2 separate regions of the Homo sapiens genome follow, and region 1 is linked to region 2. Evidence: read pairs that join two places in POLR2A ChIA-PET (ENCODE). Cell type or tissue: MCF 10A. All regions are shown on one strand. Links, peaks and the distances in the headings refer to the core of each region. The heading gives the core; the rest is flanking DNA.

Region 1 (8,362 bases), core at 2,180-7,179, 170 kb after region 2:
AAAAATCAAAACTGACTCATGATCTCACAGAACTAAACATAATTTTACCATAGCATCCATCATCATGACTCCTAGAAATTCATGTAACAGATTTCAAAATATGCCCACAAAAAATAACCTGGATTCAAATGTTTATAGTAGCTTTATTCATAATTTCCAAGAATTATGATCCACCAAGGTGTCCTTCAGTAGATAAATAGATAAATAAACTGTAGTATATCACACCCATAGAGTGGAATACTGTACAGTGACAAAATGGAATGACCTATCAAGACTCACAAAGACATGGTTGAATTTTAAATGCAAATTGATAAGTAACAGAAGGCCGTCTTAAAGACTACATACTTTAAGGTTCCATATATGTGACTTCAGTAAAAGATAAATTTACACATCCAAAGAGTTCAACAAACTCCTAGTAAAATAAATTCAAAGAGAGCCACACGGAGGCACATTATAATCAAACTATCAAAGAGAGAATATTCAAAGCATCAAGAGATAAGTGAATCTTCATATATAAGTGATCCTTAATAAGACTGTTGACCAATTTATCATCAGATGTCTTGGAGATCAGGAGGCAGTGGGATGATATAATGAGAGTGCTGAAAGGAAAAAATGGCAACCTAGAATTTCGCTTCTGGCAAAATTGTACTTAAAAAATGAGGGCGAAATTATAACATTCTCTAATAATCAAAACCTGAGGCGGTTCATTGCTCCTAGATTTCCTGTGTGAGAAATGATAAAGAGAGCCTTTTGATTTGAAGTAAAAGGATGCTAGAGAGAAATTTGAAACTGTATGTAGATATAAAGGTCTCTGGTAAAAGTACATGGGCAAACGTAAAAGCCAGCATTATTGTAATTTTAGCTTGTAACTCCACTTTTTATTTTCTACAGGATTTAAAATGCAAATTCATAAAATATAATTATAAGCCAAAGTTAGTGGACATGCCACGTAGAAAGATGTAATTGGTGAAATCAATAACATAAAAAGGGGATAGACTTTTGTCAGAGTTGAATTTTTTATGCATTTACAGTTAAGTTGGTGTTAATTCAAACTAGATAACTGTAACTTTAGGATGTTATATATAATCCCCATTGTAACCCCAAAATAAATATCTATAGAACATATACAAAAGGAAAAATAAACACAATCAAAAAGTTTTTCTACAAGGATCAACTGAACACAAAATCAAGCAATCATGGAAGAAATGAAGGACAAACAATATACAGTAAATGCGGAAGGAAGACCTTCGTCATCAATGATTACTTTAAATGGAATTCCTTGAATGGAGAATTAAACTTTCTAATCAACAAACAGAGATTGGTGGAATGGATAAAAAAGAAAAAAGATCCAACTCTATGCTATTTAAGAGAGACTCACTTTACATGGAAGACACAACGGTTGCAGAATCAGGAGAACCAGAAAGACCACGGGGTAAAAGGAGGAGGATTTATTGAATGCACTCAGACCCAGAAGATTAACGTCAGAAGATGTGCCAAGAACAAAGACAGCACTTAACTTTTATACACACTTTTAAAAGGGGATGGGCTAGCTTGAAGCAGGCTTACAGTGGCGTGAAAGTGAGGATACAGAGGCAGAACAAAGACAGTTAATCAAATTTTAACAGGTTCATAACTCAGGATTACACATGACTGTTGCTATGTAACCAAGATGGCCGTTATCTAGGTTTGCCCTAGTGCCTAGCACAGCTTATTCCATGACCTTCACTACAGCGCCCAGGTGGCCATAATTCAGGCCTGCTCAGACAGCTCATGTCCTTCACTGTTCCACTTAGACAAAACAGAATACTTGAAGTTACTAGATACAGAGAACAGGAATCTATAAACTTATACCATAAAAGAAAGGAAAATTTGTTTTTCTCCTCCCTGTGTTGAAAGAGTGCTGGGAGGGTCTCCAGAGTAGATTTCTTTGTGTACTAGCTTCTTAGATAATGTTTATCAAGGCTTTTCCTGGGTCTGGGCTGTGCCTGTTGCTGCCTCTGAGATAAGTCAGCCTAATACAGGAAAGCTTATTTCTTTTTCTTTTTAATTTTATTTTTCTTTCCTTCCTTAATTTCCCACCTCACAAACAGGGTGAAAGTAATAGGATGGAAAAGTAAATTCTATGCAAATAGAAGCCAAAAGAGAGCTGAGGTGGCTAAACTAATATTTTGTAAAGCCATACTTCAAGTTAAATACCATTATCAGAGACAAAAAAAGACATCATATATTGATAAAAGGATCAATTTACCAAGAAGATATAGCTATTATAATCATACATTCACTAAATATCAGAACTCCAATTAATATATGAAGCTACACTGAAATAAATTTTTTAAATAATTGACAGATCTATAATAAAAGTTGAAAACTTCAATATTTCACTTTCAATAATGACTAGAATGACAGAAGTTTGAAAAAAAAAAAGATGATTTGCGAAAAAGTATAGACCAATTAGACCTAAGAGGCAAATAGAGAATACTCCACCCACCAACAGCAGAATCCACATTACAGTTTTCTCAAGAGAACATGGAACACTCCCCAGGATAGATCATATATTATATTATGCTGCAAAACAAGTTAATATATTTTAAAAGACTAAAATCATACAAAGTACTTTTCCAGTCATGATGGAATGAAACTAGAAATCTATAATCAAAGAAAAACTGGAAAATTCACAAATTTGTAGAAATTAAACAACACACTCTTTAACAATCAATGGGTCAGAGAAGAATTCACAGGGAAAATTAAATACTTTGAGACTACTAAAAACAAAAGCATGTCATACCAAAACTTATGGGTTGCAGCAAAACAGTGCTAACGGAAATTTGTAGCCATAACCACATGCATATTTTAATGAAAACAAACACCTCAAATCATTAACCTCATATTATATCTTAGGAACTTTAAAAAGTAAAGCATAATAAACCCAAAGCAAGTAAATAAGAGGGAAGAGAGTGAAGATACATAAAACAAAGGACAAGCAATCAATAGGGAAAATCAACAAAACTAAATGCTATTTATTTGAAAATGTCAACAAAACTGACAAATCTTTAGGTAAATTAAGAGAAAAACAGATGTAAGACTCAAATAAATAAAAATTTTGCAAGTGTGAAATTTACAACTGATTTTACAGAAATGAAAAGGATTTTAAGAGAAGACTGAAAAATTCTATGTCAGCATATTGGATAACCCAGTTGAAATGAACAAATTCTTAGAAATACACTATTTATCAAACCAAATCATGAAGAAATAGAAAATCTGAATAGACTTATAACATGTAAGAAGATTGAATCTCTAATCAAAAACCTCACAGGAAAAAAGATCTAAAGCAGAAAGATTTACTGGTGAATTATGTATCAATTGTAACTCAAAGCAGGGAATATTTCCTGACTTGTTCTGAGACCAGCCTTCCCTGGATACAAAAAGACACTATAAGAAATGAAAACTACAGATCAATGTTTCTCATAACATTAATGCAAAAAATCCTCAAATAAATTTCATGCACCAAATTTAGCAACATAATTAAAAAGGATTATACAACATGACCAACTGTGATTCACTCCCCAATCCAGGAATTGCTCAGCATAAGAAAATCAATTAAGGTGATATACCAAATTATCAGCAGAAGAAAAAAAAAAGATGATCCTCTCAATCAGTGCAGGAAGAGCATTTCATAAAATTCAACCTTGTTTCATAATTAAAAAAAAAAACTGCCAGGCACAATGGCTCACGTCTTAATCCCAGCCCTTTGGGAGACTGAGGTGGGTGGATTGTTTGAGGCCAGGACTTTGAGACCATCCTGGGCAACATAGTGAAACCTCATCTTTACCAAAAATACAAAAATTAGCCAGGGGGTGGTGGCATACACTTGTAGTCTCTGCTACTCAGGAGGCTGAGGTGGGAGGATTGCTTGAGCCCAGGAGGTCAAGACTTCAGTGAGTTGAGATAGTGCCACTGCACTCCAGCCTGGGCAATAGAACAAGACCCTGTCTTAAAACAAACAAAAAAGGCCGGGCGCGGTGGCTCAAGCCTGTAATCCCAGCACTTTGGGAGGCCGAGGCGGGTGGATCACGAGGTCAGGAGATCAAGACCATCCCGTCTAAAACGGTGAAACCCCGTCTCTACTAAAAATACAAAAAATTAGCCAGGCGTAGTGGCGGGCACCTGTAGTCCCAGCTGCTTGGGAGGCTGAGGCAGGAGAATGGCGTGAACCCGGGAGGCGGAGCTTGCAGTGAGCCGAGATCCCACCACTGCACTCCAGCCTGTGCGACAGAGCGAGACTCCGTCTCAAAAAAAAAAAAAAAAAAAAAAAAATAGTCAATAAACTAGAGATAGAAAGAAACTTCTTCAAACTGATAAAGGCCATATATGAAAAAGCCCTGCTAACATCAAACTTATTGGTGAAAGATCAAAAGCTTTTCCTTTAAGATCAAAAACAAGATGGGGATGCCCACTTTCTCAACTTCTAGTCAACATACTATTGAAAGTTCTAGTCAGTGCAATTAAGTAAGAAAAAATAAAAGGCATCCAAGTTGGAAAAGAAGAAATAAAATATTTCTGTTGACAGATAATATAATCTTGCATGTAAAAAAACTCTAAAATATTATCCCAAAATCCCCATTAGAGCTAATAAACATATTAAGAAAAATGAAGATTTGCTTCAATAAAGTTTTCTTCTATACTACCAACTCCTACACATAAATAAGAAAAAAAATCCTAATAAAAATTATGTAAAAGGCATGGGAAATTTTTTACAAATAAAGAAACAGTCAAGTGAAATACAGGGGAGAGGAAGCAGCAGAAAGAGCCCTGTGGACACTCTCAGTCCCCAAGGAAGACATTTCTGACTTTGTCTCACAGGAGTCCTTGAGGAGGGCTGCCAGTGGAAGTGGGGAAAGACCACAGACAGAAGGAAACTTCCAGCTGAACTTTGTAACAATTTCAACTGAACATGAAGTTTCCTGGACGGAACCCGGGGGAGGGGGTGAATGTGAGCACAGCAGCTGCAGCAGACAGGGAGGTGTGAAACCTGAGAGCCCTGCTTACTTTCTCAGCAGGAAGGCTTGTAGCCAGAGGCAAATTCTCAGCCCTGCTCACCTGCTGCCTGGAAGTAAACCCAGTGCTATTAGGGAGGCACAGTGGGAGTGAGTGAGACCAGTTTTTCAGGCTGCATGGGAGCTGAATGAGGCCTGTAACTGCTGGCTTTCCCCCACTTCCCTGGTGACCTGTACAACACAGCAGAGGCAGCCATAATACCCCTGGGAACATAACTCCATTGGCCTGAGAACCACACCTCATCCCCACACAGCAGCTGCAGCAAGCCTCACCCAAGAAGAGTGTGAGCTAAGACATGACTAATCCTACCCTAACCTGATGGTCTTTCCCTACCCACACTGGTAGCCGAAGACAAAGGACATAATCTCTTGGAAGTTCTCTGGCCCTGCCCACTGCCTGAGAAAACGAAATACTTATCTGGTATCGGGGGAAATTCACCCCAGATATTTCACATAGGTTCTTTTCTATTTTCCCTAAGTGTCAGCTTGTCTGAGAAATAAAGGGACAGAGTACAAAAGAGGGAAATTTTAAAGCTGGGTATCTGGGGGAGACATCACATGTCAGCAGGTTCCGTGATGCCCCCTGAGCTGTAAAACCAGCCAGTTTTTATTAGGGATTTTCAAAAGGGGAGGGAGTATACGAATAGGGTGTGGGTCACAGAGATCACATGCTTCACAAGGTAATAAAATATCACAAGGCAAATGGAGGTAGGGTGAGATCACAGGACCCCCAGGACCAGGGCAAAATTAAAATTGCTAATGAAGTTTTGGGCATGCATTGTCATTGATAACATCTTATCAGGAGACAGGGTTTGAGAGCAGACAACCAGTCTGACCAAAATTTATTAGGCAGGAATTTCCTTGTCCTGATAAGCCTGGGAGCGCTATGGGAGACCGGGGCTTATTTCACCCCTTAACGACAACCATAAAAGACAGCCATCCCAAAGCGTCCATTACAGAGGCCTCCCCTTAGGGACGCATTCTCTTTCTCAGGGATGTTCCTTGCTGAGAAAAAGAATTCAGCGATGTTTCTCCTATTTGCGTTTGAAAGGAGAGAAATATGGCTCTGTTCCGCCTGGCTCACAGGCAGCCAGAGTTTAAGGTTATCTCCCTTGTTCCCTGAACATTGCTGTTATCCTGTTCTTTTTTCAAGGTGCCCAGATTTCATATTGTTCAAACACACATGCTCTACAAAACATTTGTGCAGTTAACGCAATCATCACAGGGTCCTGAGGCAACATACATCCTCCTCAGTTTACAAAGATGACAGGATTAAGAGATTAAACTAAAGACAGGCATAGGAAATCATAAGGGTATTGATTGGGGAAGTGATAAGTGTCCACAAAATCTTCACAATTTATGTTCAGAGATTGCAGTAAAGACAGGTGTAAGAAATTATAAAAGTATTAATTTGGGGAACTAATAAATGTCCATGAAATCTTCACAATTTATGTTATTCTGCCATGGCTTCAGTCGGTCCCTCCATTCGGGGTCCCTGACTTCCTGTAACAATCCAGGCAACCCTGGGGCAAGCTTGTATCTCCCCTATACTACTGCAGCTGATGCTGTCTGGAAAGTGCCACCTCCTGTTTGGAGGCCAACAAAACACAAAACCAGCATGCTAAACAAAACTACAAGTAAGGACCCTCACAGAGTCTACTTCACTCCTCTGCTACCTCCACTAGAGCAAGTGCTGGTATCCATGGCTGAGAGACCTGAAGGTGGATCACATTACGGGACCCTGCAGACACTCCCCAGTACCAGGCTGGAGCCCAGTAGGTCTGCTGGGTGGCTAGATCTAGAAGAGAGATAACAATCACTGCAGTTTGGCTCTCAGGAAGCCACATCTCTAGTGGAAGTAGGAGAGCACCAAATCAAGGCAGCACCCCATGGGACAAAAGAATCTGAACAGCAGCCCTTGAGCTCCAGATCTTCCCTCTGACATGATCTACCCAAGTGAGAAGTAATCAAAACAATTCTGGTAACATATCAAAACAAGGTTCTTTAACACCCCCAAAAGATCACACTAGCTCACCAACAATGGATACAAACCAAGAAAAAAATCTCTGAATTGCCAGAAAAAGAATTCAGAAGCTTGATTATTAAGCTACTCAAGGAGGCACCAGAGACAGGTGAATACCAACTTAAAGAAATTTGTAAAGCGTTACAGGATATGGATTAAAAAATCTCCAGAGAAACATATAGCATAATTAAAAAACAATCACAACTTCTGGAAATGAAGGACACATTAAGAGAAATGTAAAATACAATGGAAATTCCCAGCAATAGAATTGAACAAGTAGAAGCAAGAACTTCAGAGCTCAAAGACAGGGCTTTTGAATTAACCCAATCCAACAAACAGAAAGAAAAAAGAATTTTAAAAAATGAGCACAGCCTTCAAGAAGTTTGGGATTATGTTAAATTACCAAACCTAAGAATAATTTGTGCTCCCAAGGAAAAAGAGGAATCTAAAAATTTGGAAAACATATTTGAGGGAATAATCCAGGAAAACCCCCCTGGCCTTACTAGAGATCTAGACATGCAAATACAAGAAGCTCAAAGAACACCTGAGAAGTTGATTGCCAAAAGATCATCACCTAGACACATAGCCATCAGGTTATCTAAAGTCAAAACAAGAAAGAATCTTAAGAGCTGTGAGGCAAGAGCATCGGGTAACCTACAAAGGAAAACCTATCAGGTTAACAGCAGATTTCTCAGTAGAAACACTACAAGCTAGAAGGGATTGGGGTTCTATCTTTAGCCTCCTTAAACAAAATAATTATCAGCCAAGAATTTTGTATCCAGCAAAACTAATCTTCATAAGTGAAGTCTTTTGCAGACAAATGCTGAGAAAATTCACCACTACCAAGCCAGCACTACAAGAACTGCTAAAAGGAGCTCTCAATCTTGAAACAAATCCTCAAAATATACCAAAATAGAATCTAATCTCCTTAAAGCACAAATCTCACAGGACATATAAAACAACACAATGAAGAAAAAAAAGGTATTCAGGCAACAAATAGCATGATGAATAGAATAGTATCTCACATCTCGATACTAACATAGAATGTAAATGGCCTAAATGCTCCACTTAAAAGATACAGAATGGCAGATTTTAGACCAAATCTATGTAGGTTACAAATGGGAGCAGTTTTATCAGCAGTCAGGTAGACAGGCTGCTGATAAAACTGCTCCCATTTGTAACCTACATAGATTTGGCTTCTTTAAAGGTCACAAATGGTTTTAGCTGGGGATGAAATGCCTTCCCTTAGCCTTCTTCACATTAGTAAACATAAGAGCACCCTGCC
Region 2 (8,362 bases), core at 1,181-6,180:
TCCAAATGTCTCTTTGCTCTAGTTCCATATGTTATCTTTCCCAGATTTCTCTCATATAGGCTCTTACCCTACTTGATTCAGCAACTTAACACGAGGTTCCGTTTTTCCTCTCTAGGCTTCATTTAATTTTCTCCTCTACTAATTATCATAATCTCCAGGTGTGCACATGTGCATGGATACATCCGTGTGTGCACACATGCTACGAGAGTGAGCAAGCCATAATCTAGAAATGTCCTTAGACGAGAAAAAGACTGCAAGTATGTGACCTTGCTGATTCTTCTTTGAATCCTGTCACACTAAGTTTGGATTCCAGAGCCACCCTTCTTTTGCATGTGACCTGGAACGAATCACATAACTTTTCTATGTCTCACTTTTCTCATCTGTATAGTGGGAAAACAACTGCCTCTTTGGGTTGATGGGGGTGGGGAGTGTTCAATGAGACAATGGAAATGAAGAAGAAAACATAGCATGACCCTAGGAGGTGTTGGATAGATTTCAGCTATCGTTTTGATGACCGTTCTCCAGGTCCTGATCAAGCAGCAAGCCTGCAGACGGCACGCTCCCCTTATCCCACCAGCCTCAGGACATGGGCTCCAGATCTTCAGTGACACAAAGTGTGAGGGAGCAGAGCACATATTGAGGGAAGGGACAAGGATCTGTTAAGTGGAGCAAAGGGTCTGAGCAGGTATTCATGGGGAAACAAGATTTAGTCTACAGTATAAGTACCCCATTTGGTGGTTGCCCTTCTCTTCCAGAATCTTCACCTTTGTGACACGTGCCCACAATGAATCATGTCCTCAAGGCAGTCCTGGGTGGTTATGGCTCATGGTGACTTTTACCTGTTGTTTTGTAAAGTGAGCTGTGTCTTTTTGAGGCAGGCTATGTTCCCTGGAGGCTTCTGAGATAACCAGACATTTACAAGGCTCCTACCAGGGTAAGATGTGGGGGACTTCTGCAGCACAGATGCACACAACATTCAAAGGAAAATAAGGATGCAACACATCACCAGGAGGAGATGATGCCCACCAGGAGAACACATGAAAGGAAGGGCATGCTGAGGCTGACAAGCCAAGGAAGCACCTACAGGAGCAGGGATTTGACCGACAGGGAAGTTGCCCAGCATTTATGCACATTAGCCTATTGCATGGTGGTTCCACCCTATTGAGGCAGGTGTCATTATTGCCATGACAGATGGAAGACTGAGGATCAGCAAAATCACTTATTTGCTCATAGTGGTAATGGCCTGTAGGTGGTAGGACTGAGGTTCAAACTCAGTGTGTTCTGGCTCTCTGGTCTTATTCTTTGAAACACAGCAAGTGGTCTTACATTGCTAGTGGCTAGGAGAAGCATAATGCCCGGACCCTGTCCTTTGAGAGTTTACCATCCACTGTTTCACTAGAAAGGCAGAGCTAGGCACGTTCGCAGTCACACACTTACACTTGTATGTACACAAATATACTCATGCATGTTTTTACATCATTTGATGTAGACATCAAAATAATATCTACGCCTCTCAGACTGACATTGAGCGTTGAGAGTGGAAGCTGGGGTCAAGTCCTAGAGGCCCCCTGCTGTGGATGCATCAGCCTCCTTATATCCTTATGGTGTGGGGGGCTGCGTAAGCAACCAGGGTGGTGCCAGGGCATGACAGGAAGGGAAGTTGGTGTGGCAGCCATTGGCCACCTATTACAAAATATTTTTAATATTTTTAAAACCATGGATTCAGTAACATCTGTGCAGACCGGCATGTAACTTCTGAATATCAGCCCTGTGCACACTCACTCTTGCACATTCACACGTTTGTCCACATACACTCATATTCCCACAAATATACAGCTCATTAACCCTCACATGAGAGCTCACCACACACCAACACACACTCACATGCGGTCAATCACACTCAAGTATGATTACACCCACTGACACACACTCACAGACACCCAGATGCACACACACACTCACACTGTAATTCCCACTGTTGAGCATGGCCCCAGAACATCAAATCCAGCTCTACTCCTGTGACCTAGTGACTTGTCCTCTCCCCTTTCTCCAGGCCTCTGCCACATTCCAGCAAGGATGTCTCACCATCTGGCTTGAGTGAAATTTCCACAGAACAGAGGTCTCAGGATGAAGAGTGTGATGCTGAGGGCTTCGAAGGGGGTATGCCTTCATCAGAGAAGTGCTTGTATACATATTCTCTTTATTCTGCTCCAAACAAAGAAATTCCATGGAAGATGGCATGGTAGGGTGCAGGAAAGAGAGTACCTACACATCTTGGAGTGTGACAGACCTGGGCTCAAATCTCCTCTTCCTTACTTTTGTATTAATCTTGGCCAACTTAACCTTTCTAAGCTAAAAAATGAGAATAACTTGAACTTCAAGTCCTAAATTTGAAGCTCAGAGTTTCTGACAGCAGTGGTGTTCTATCTTTCCCTCATGCCCTCCTCCACAAGCCCCAGGGAAAGGGAACCCCACTGCTAGATGCACATCCTGCTGTGTATGCCCAGGTTGTGGGGAGCAGGGGGACCCTAGCTGGTAATGGATTTCTGCAATGAAGCTTCAGCACTCGGCAGTCAGTCATCCTTTGAAGGAAGCCCTGCCTGTGGGTGCGGCCAGCTTCAGTGTGCTCCACCATCTCCTGCAGGTTTGTACGTGTGCCCTGGCAATCTGACATTCCTGGGAGAATCACAGATGCCTGGCACTGAAGACGCCCTGGGCGTGGCTTATACCCACCTATGCTGAAACTCCTCCCAGTCACTTTGGGGCTATCAGTTCGGCATGCCATGTTTAAGTGTGTTATTGTTGTCTGGGGGTCTTGTTCATACGCAGAGAACAGTCATTGTTTTACCCCAGACTCCTGACCCTTGATATTTGGTCCTCTGTCTTCTGGAATTTTTATGTCAACTCTCAGGAATTAGACTATGCAGCTTCCATCTCACTCTTAAATAAAATAAAAAGGGAACCATTTTCCCTGTCCTGGGCTCTCCAGGCAGCCCTTTGGCTCAAGTCTCCTCTGCCACCAAGGGCCGATGATGTGTGTGACATGAATGCTCATCTTCGGTGGACTTAGGAGACACTGGAGCTCTGAATTAGGAGCACTGGACAGAGTATATGAGAGCTGAGTATTGTCTTAGTTATTCTGCTGTTCTTCTGCGGGACCCAGGACAAGTCATTCCCTTTTCCCAGTGTCCTCACCTGTACATGACAATGTTGGACTTCCTGAACTATTTCTAAGCTTCTTTCAGTTCTGACTCTGTATGAGGTGACTCACGCTAATCTTTGTGTTTAATCTCTTCGCCTAATGATTCATCATCATGGAAAACCCTAAAAGAGGTAAGTCTGGGGTTGAAGGCCACCAGATGCTTCTGCATGGAGGCGTAGAGAAAGCTTAGCTAAAACATGCATCTGTATTTGAAGAGCACTCGGGCTTAGGACTAACTTTCCTCCCTCCAGGGAACCAACACATCCACCTTCCGGGGCCAGGTGTGTGTGTGTGTGTGTATGTGTGTTTAAGCAGCAATTTACTACTATAAGCAAGACACTATACTGGGATCTTAATACTTATCTTATATAATATACATTACTACCATATAAGTAAAAAATTTAATTTTGCAAATGAGGAAAGCAAGAACCAAAGAGGTTATAAACTTTGCCAGCTGAAAGAGCTGAGAGTCAAATATAGATCATTCTTGGCACAGAAAGACAAATACCACATGATCTACTTATGTGTGGGATCTAGAAAGTCAAACTCATGGAAGCAGAAAGTAGAAGGGTGGTTACCAGAGGCTGGGCATTGGGGAAGGACTGGGGAGATATTGGTCAAAGCAATATAAAATTTCAGTTTGATAGGAGGAATAAGTTCAAGAGATCTATCCTACAAGTGATGACTACAGTTAATAATGTATTATACACTTGAAAATCACTAAGAGTAGATTGTGTGTTCTCCCCACAAAAAAAAAAATCGTATGTGAAGGTACACATATATTAATTAGCTCAATTTAGCCATTCCACAATTTATGCATATTTCAAAACATTCTGTTGTACACAATAAAGATATACCACATTTGTCAATTAAAAATAAATTAAATAAAATTCCTTTAAAAATTTAAAAAGAAGAAAAAAGTCAACATTAGAGAAACTGGAAGGATATATAAAACCGCTTTGTACTATTTTGCAATTTTTCTGTAAACCTAAAATTATTCCAAAATAAAAATTTGTTAAAAATAACAAACAAATATAGATCTGTCTTTCATATAGGCCCACCCTTTTTTTTTATTATACTTTAAGTTTTAGGGTACATGTGCACATTGTGCAGGCTAGTTACATATGTATACATGTGCCGTGCTGGTGCGCTGCACCCACTAACTCGTCATCTAGCATTAGGTATATCTCCCAATGCTATCCCTCCCCCCTCCCCCCACCCCACCACAGTCCCCAGAGTGTGATATTCCCCTTCCTGTGTCCATGTGATCTCATTGTTCAATTCCCACCTATGAGTGAGAATATGCGGTGTTTGGTTTTTTGTTCTTGCGATAGTTTACTGAGAATGATGATTTCCAATTTCATCCATGTCCCTACAAAGGACATGAACTCATCATTTTTTATGGCTGCATAGTATTCCATGTTGTATATGTGCCACATTTTCTTAATCCAGTCTATCATTGTTGGACATTTGGGTTGGTTTCAAGTCTTTGCTATTGTGAATAATGCCGCAATAAACATACGTGTGCATGTGTCTTTATAGCAGCATGATTTATAGTCATTTGGGTATATACCCAGTAACGGGATGGCTGGGTCAAATGGTATTTCTAGTTCTAGATCCCTGAGGAATCGCCACACTGACTTCCACAATGGTTGAACTAGTTTACAGTCCCACCAACAGTGTAAAAGTGTTCCTATTTCTCCACATCCTCTCCAGCACCTGTTGTTTCCTGACTTTTTAATGATTGCCATTCTAACTGGTGTGAGATGATATCTCATAGTGGTTTTGATTTGCATTTCTCTGATGGCCAGTGATGATGAGCATTTTTTCATGTGTTTTTTGGCTGCATAAATGTCTTCTTTTGAGAAGTGTCTGTTCATGTCCTTCACCCACTTTTTGATGGGGTTGTTTGGTTTTTTCTTGTAAATTTGTTTGAGTTCATTGTAGATTCTGGATATTAGCCCTTTGTCAGATGAGTAGGTTGTGAAAATTTTCTCCCATTTTGTAGGTTGCCTGTTCACTCTGATAGTAATTTCTTTTGCTGTGCAGAAGCTCTTTAGTTTAATTAGATCCCATTTGTCAATTTTGGCTTTTGTTGCCATTGCTTTTGGTGTTTTGGACATGAAGTCCTTGCCCACGCCTATGTCCTGAATGGTAATGCCTAGGTTTTCTTCTAGGGTTTTTATGGTTTAAATCTAACGTTTAAATCTTTAATCCATCTTGAATTGATTTTTGTATAAGGTGTAAGGAAGGGATCCAGTTTCAGCTTTCTACATATGGCTAGCCAGTTTTCCCAGCACCATTTATTAAATAGGGAATCCTTTCCCCATTGCTTGTTTTTCTCAGGTTTGTCAAAGATCAGACAGGGATGCCCTCTCTCACCGCTCCTATTCAACATAGTGTTGGAAGTTCTGGCCAGGGCAATCAGGCAGGAGAAGGAAATAAAGGGTATTCAATTAGGAAAAGAGGAAGTCAAATTGTCCCTGTTTGCAGATGACATGATTGTTTATCTAGAAAACCCCATCATCTCAGCCCAAAATCTCCTTAAGCGATAAGCAACTTCGGCAAAGTCTCAGGATACAAAATCAATGTACAAAAATCACAAGCATTCTTATACACCAACAACAGACAAACAGAGAGCCAAATCATGAGTGAACTCCCATTCACAATTGCTTCAAAGAGAATAAAATACCTAGGAATCCAACTTACAAGGGATGTGAAGGACCTCTTCAAGGAGAACTACAAACCACTGCTCAAGGAAATAAAAGAGGATACAAACAAATGAAAGAACATTCCATGCTCATGGGTAGGAAGAATCAATATCGTGAAAATGGCCATACTGCCCAAGGTAATTTACAGATTCAATGCCATCCCCATCAAGCTACCAATGACTTTCTTCACAGAATTGGAAAAAACTACTTTAAAGTTCATATGGAACCAAAAAAGAGCCTGCATCGCCAACTCAATCCTAAGCCAAAAGAACAAAGCTGGAGGCATCACACTACCTGACTTCAAACTATACTACAAGGCTACAGTAACCAAAATAGCATGGTACAAAACAGAGATATAGATCAATGGAACAGAACAGAGCCCTCAGAAATAACGCCGCATACCTACAACTATCTGATCTTTGACAGGCCCACCCTTTTGACTATGGTTCCCATGGCTAAGCTGAATATTTTCCAAGGCAGGCAGGGCTGAGGTTTTTCTCATCTACATTTCATTGCACTAGTTGAAAGGGAACTCTGGGTATGTCTAATGCAATGCCTAGATGCAGGTTATGGCCTCCGTGGAGCTGGCCATATCTTGCTCCTCATATGGCCTTTATCTTGCTCCTCATAGCCTGGAGGAAATAAAATATAAATGGTGAAACAAGTGTGCATGCTAGGGCTTCTCTGATGGGAAAGGGTGAGAGGTCAGTGATTTTTAAGAGTGACAGGAAGCAGTAAGCCATATTCCTTTTGTCTTCATTGAATTCCCTATTCCATTCTTAGCATAAGACTAGATTTAGGTGGTGTCCTCTGCCTTGGCACCCTGAGAGCAAAGTGTGTGTGTATGCATATGTGTGTGTGCACGCATGTCTTCATGCCTGTACATGTGTTCATCTGCGTGTACATATGCATATGTGCATGCTATTGTCTTTGTGAACAATCAGGAAAGTGTCACCAGCAACCATAATCTTAATAGTTTCCCAATGGTCTTCCATCGTGCCCTGTTATCACTGCGGCCCCCTGTGAGGAGAGTTGTTAAATTAGAATCTTGGGGGTTTTTTGTTTGTTTTTTAAGGTGCTCATTTTGATTCTCCTTAGTACAGACTGGGAGCAGTCAATAGAATAGTGCTGGCTTTGCCATCCCAGGGGGCAGGTGCCCCTTGGTTGTAAGGCAGGTAGCAGAGAACAGTGGGTAAAGTAGGAGAGACCAAATAAAACAGCAGGCACCAGTGTCAGATGCATATGAACCAGAGCAACTCCATCTTGAATAGGAGCTGGGTAAAATGAGGCTGAAACCTACTGGGCTACATTCCCAGACAGTTAAGGCATTCTAAGCCACAGGATGAGCTAGGAGGTGACCACAAGATACAGGTCATTAAGACCTTGCTGATAAAATACCTTGCAGTAAACATGCCGGCTAAAACCCACCAAAACCAAGATGGCCACAAGAGTGACCTCTGGTCGTCCTCACTGCTACACTCTCACCAGTGCCATGACAGTTATAAACGAATGGCAATGTTAAGAAGTTACCCTACATGGTCTAAAAGGGGGCAGCATGAATAATCCACACCTTGTTTAGCATATAATCAAGAAATAACCATAAAAATTGGCAACCAGGAGCCCTCGGGGCTGCTCTGTCTATGCAGTAGCCATTCTTTTATTCCACTACTTTCTTAATAAACTTGCTTTCACTTTACTCACCCTGAATTCTTTCTTGCACAGGATCAAAGAACCCTTTCTTGGGGTCTGGATCGGGGCCCCTTTCCTGTAACACCAGCACCTTGTAAAAAGATGTACCAAGGCCAGGTAGAGCCTCATGACTCACCTGCAGATGCCGATAGAAGGACACCTGCAGCTCACAAGGGCTGATAACAAGCTCCTTCTATCTCCAGATTGGGCCAAGAAGGGCTCTCTGGCCCAGGGCTAGAAGCCAAAGGAGTCTTTGCAAGAAGACGACTAGGGTCTGAGTGGTAATTACAGCAGTCTGTGTGAGAACTCTCCACTACCTTAAATAATTTAAAGATAATCCTCTGAGGTTGGCAATGGAAATCACCCCTGAGACAGGATCTGTGGGAGTTCAGCACAATTCATGCTTCTCAAGAAATCTCCACTTGGAGATTTCTTGCTAACTGTGGCTTCTTTTTTTAAAAGTCCTTGCTTCAGAACTAAAATGAAGCCAGAGTAGCCTTCAAACAAAAAACATACCAAAGGCTCAGTCACAACCAAAGGTCAATGGGCATAGAGGTGATATGTGGCCAGATTATCTGGTCAATAAGCATGGTTTACTCATTTTCAGCACAGGCTTCACTGCAAGGGTGTCTTCCTGGCAAACCCCTGTCCTGCCTTGACGAGGCCAAAGCCACCATATCCTCACAACCCAGGAGCACACGCAAGCATCTCCCGGCCTTCCAAAGCTAGAACAGCACTTCATACTTCTCCCTGCTCCTTC

Evidence for each region. ChIA-PET counts read pairs that join two places held together with the same protein. Peaks named below come from ENCODE experiments on the same cell type or tissue, not always from the same donor. Only the 100,000 strongest peaks of a DNase experiment are listed, where the experiment ranks them.
Region 1: POLR2A ChIA-PET joins it to region 2 with 6 read pairs; 2 of 35 experiments call an interaction of 5 or more read pairs at or near these places.

The regions. Positions count from the first base shown.
Region 1 is chr1:153,117,975-153,126,336 of GRCh38, forward strand. It overlaps a transcript of SPRR2F not described here. Among named protein-coding and RNA genes, the nearest start is that of SPRR2F, 8.6 kb to the left of the region's middle. RefSeq lists an enhancer at 4,811-5,554 and a silencer at 5,010-5,099. In MCF 10A, for the core only: no CTCF peak of the experiment used is centred there; DNase peaks (open chromatin) are centred at 5,057 and 5,337.
Region 2 is chr1:152,951,312-152,959,673 of GRCh38, forward strand. No RefSeq gene overlaps it. Among named protein-coding and RNA genes, the nearest start is that of LINC01527, 6.3 kb to the left of the region's middle. In MCF 10A, for the core only: no CTCF peak of the experiment used is centred there; DNase peaks (open chromatin) are centred at 2,670 and 3,280.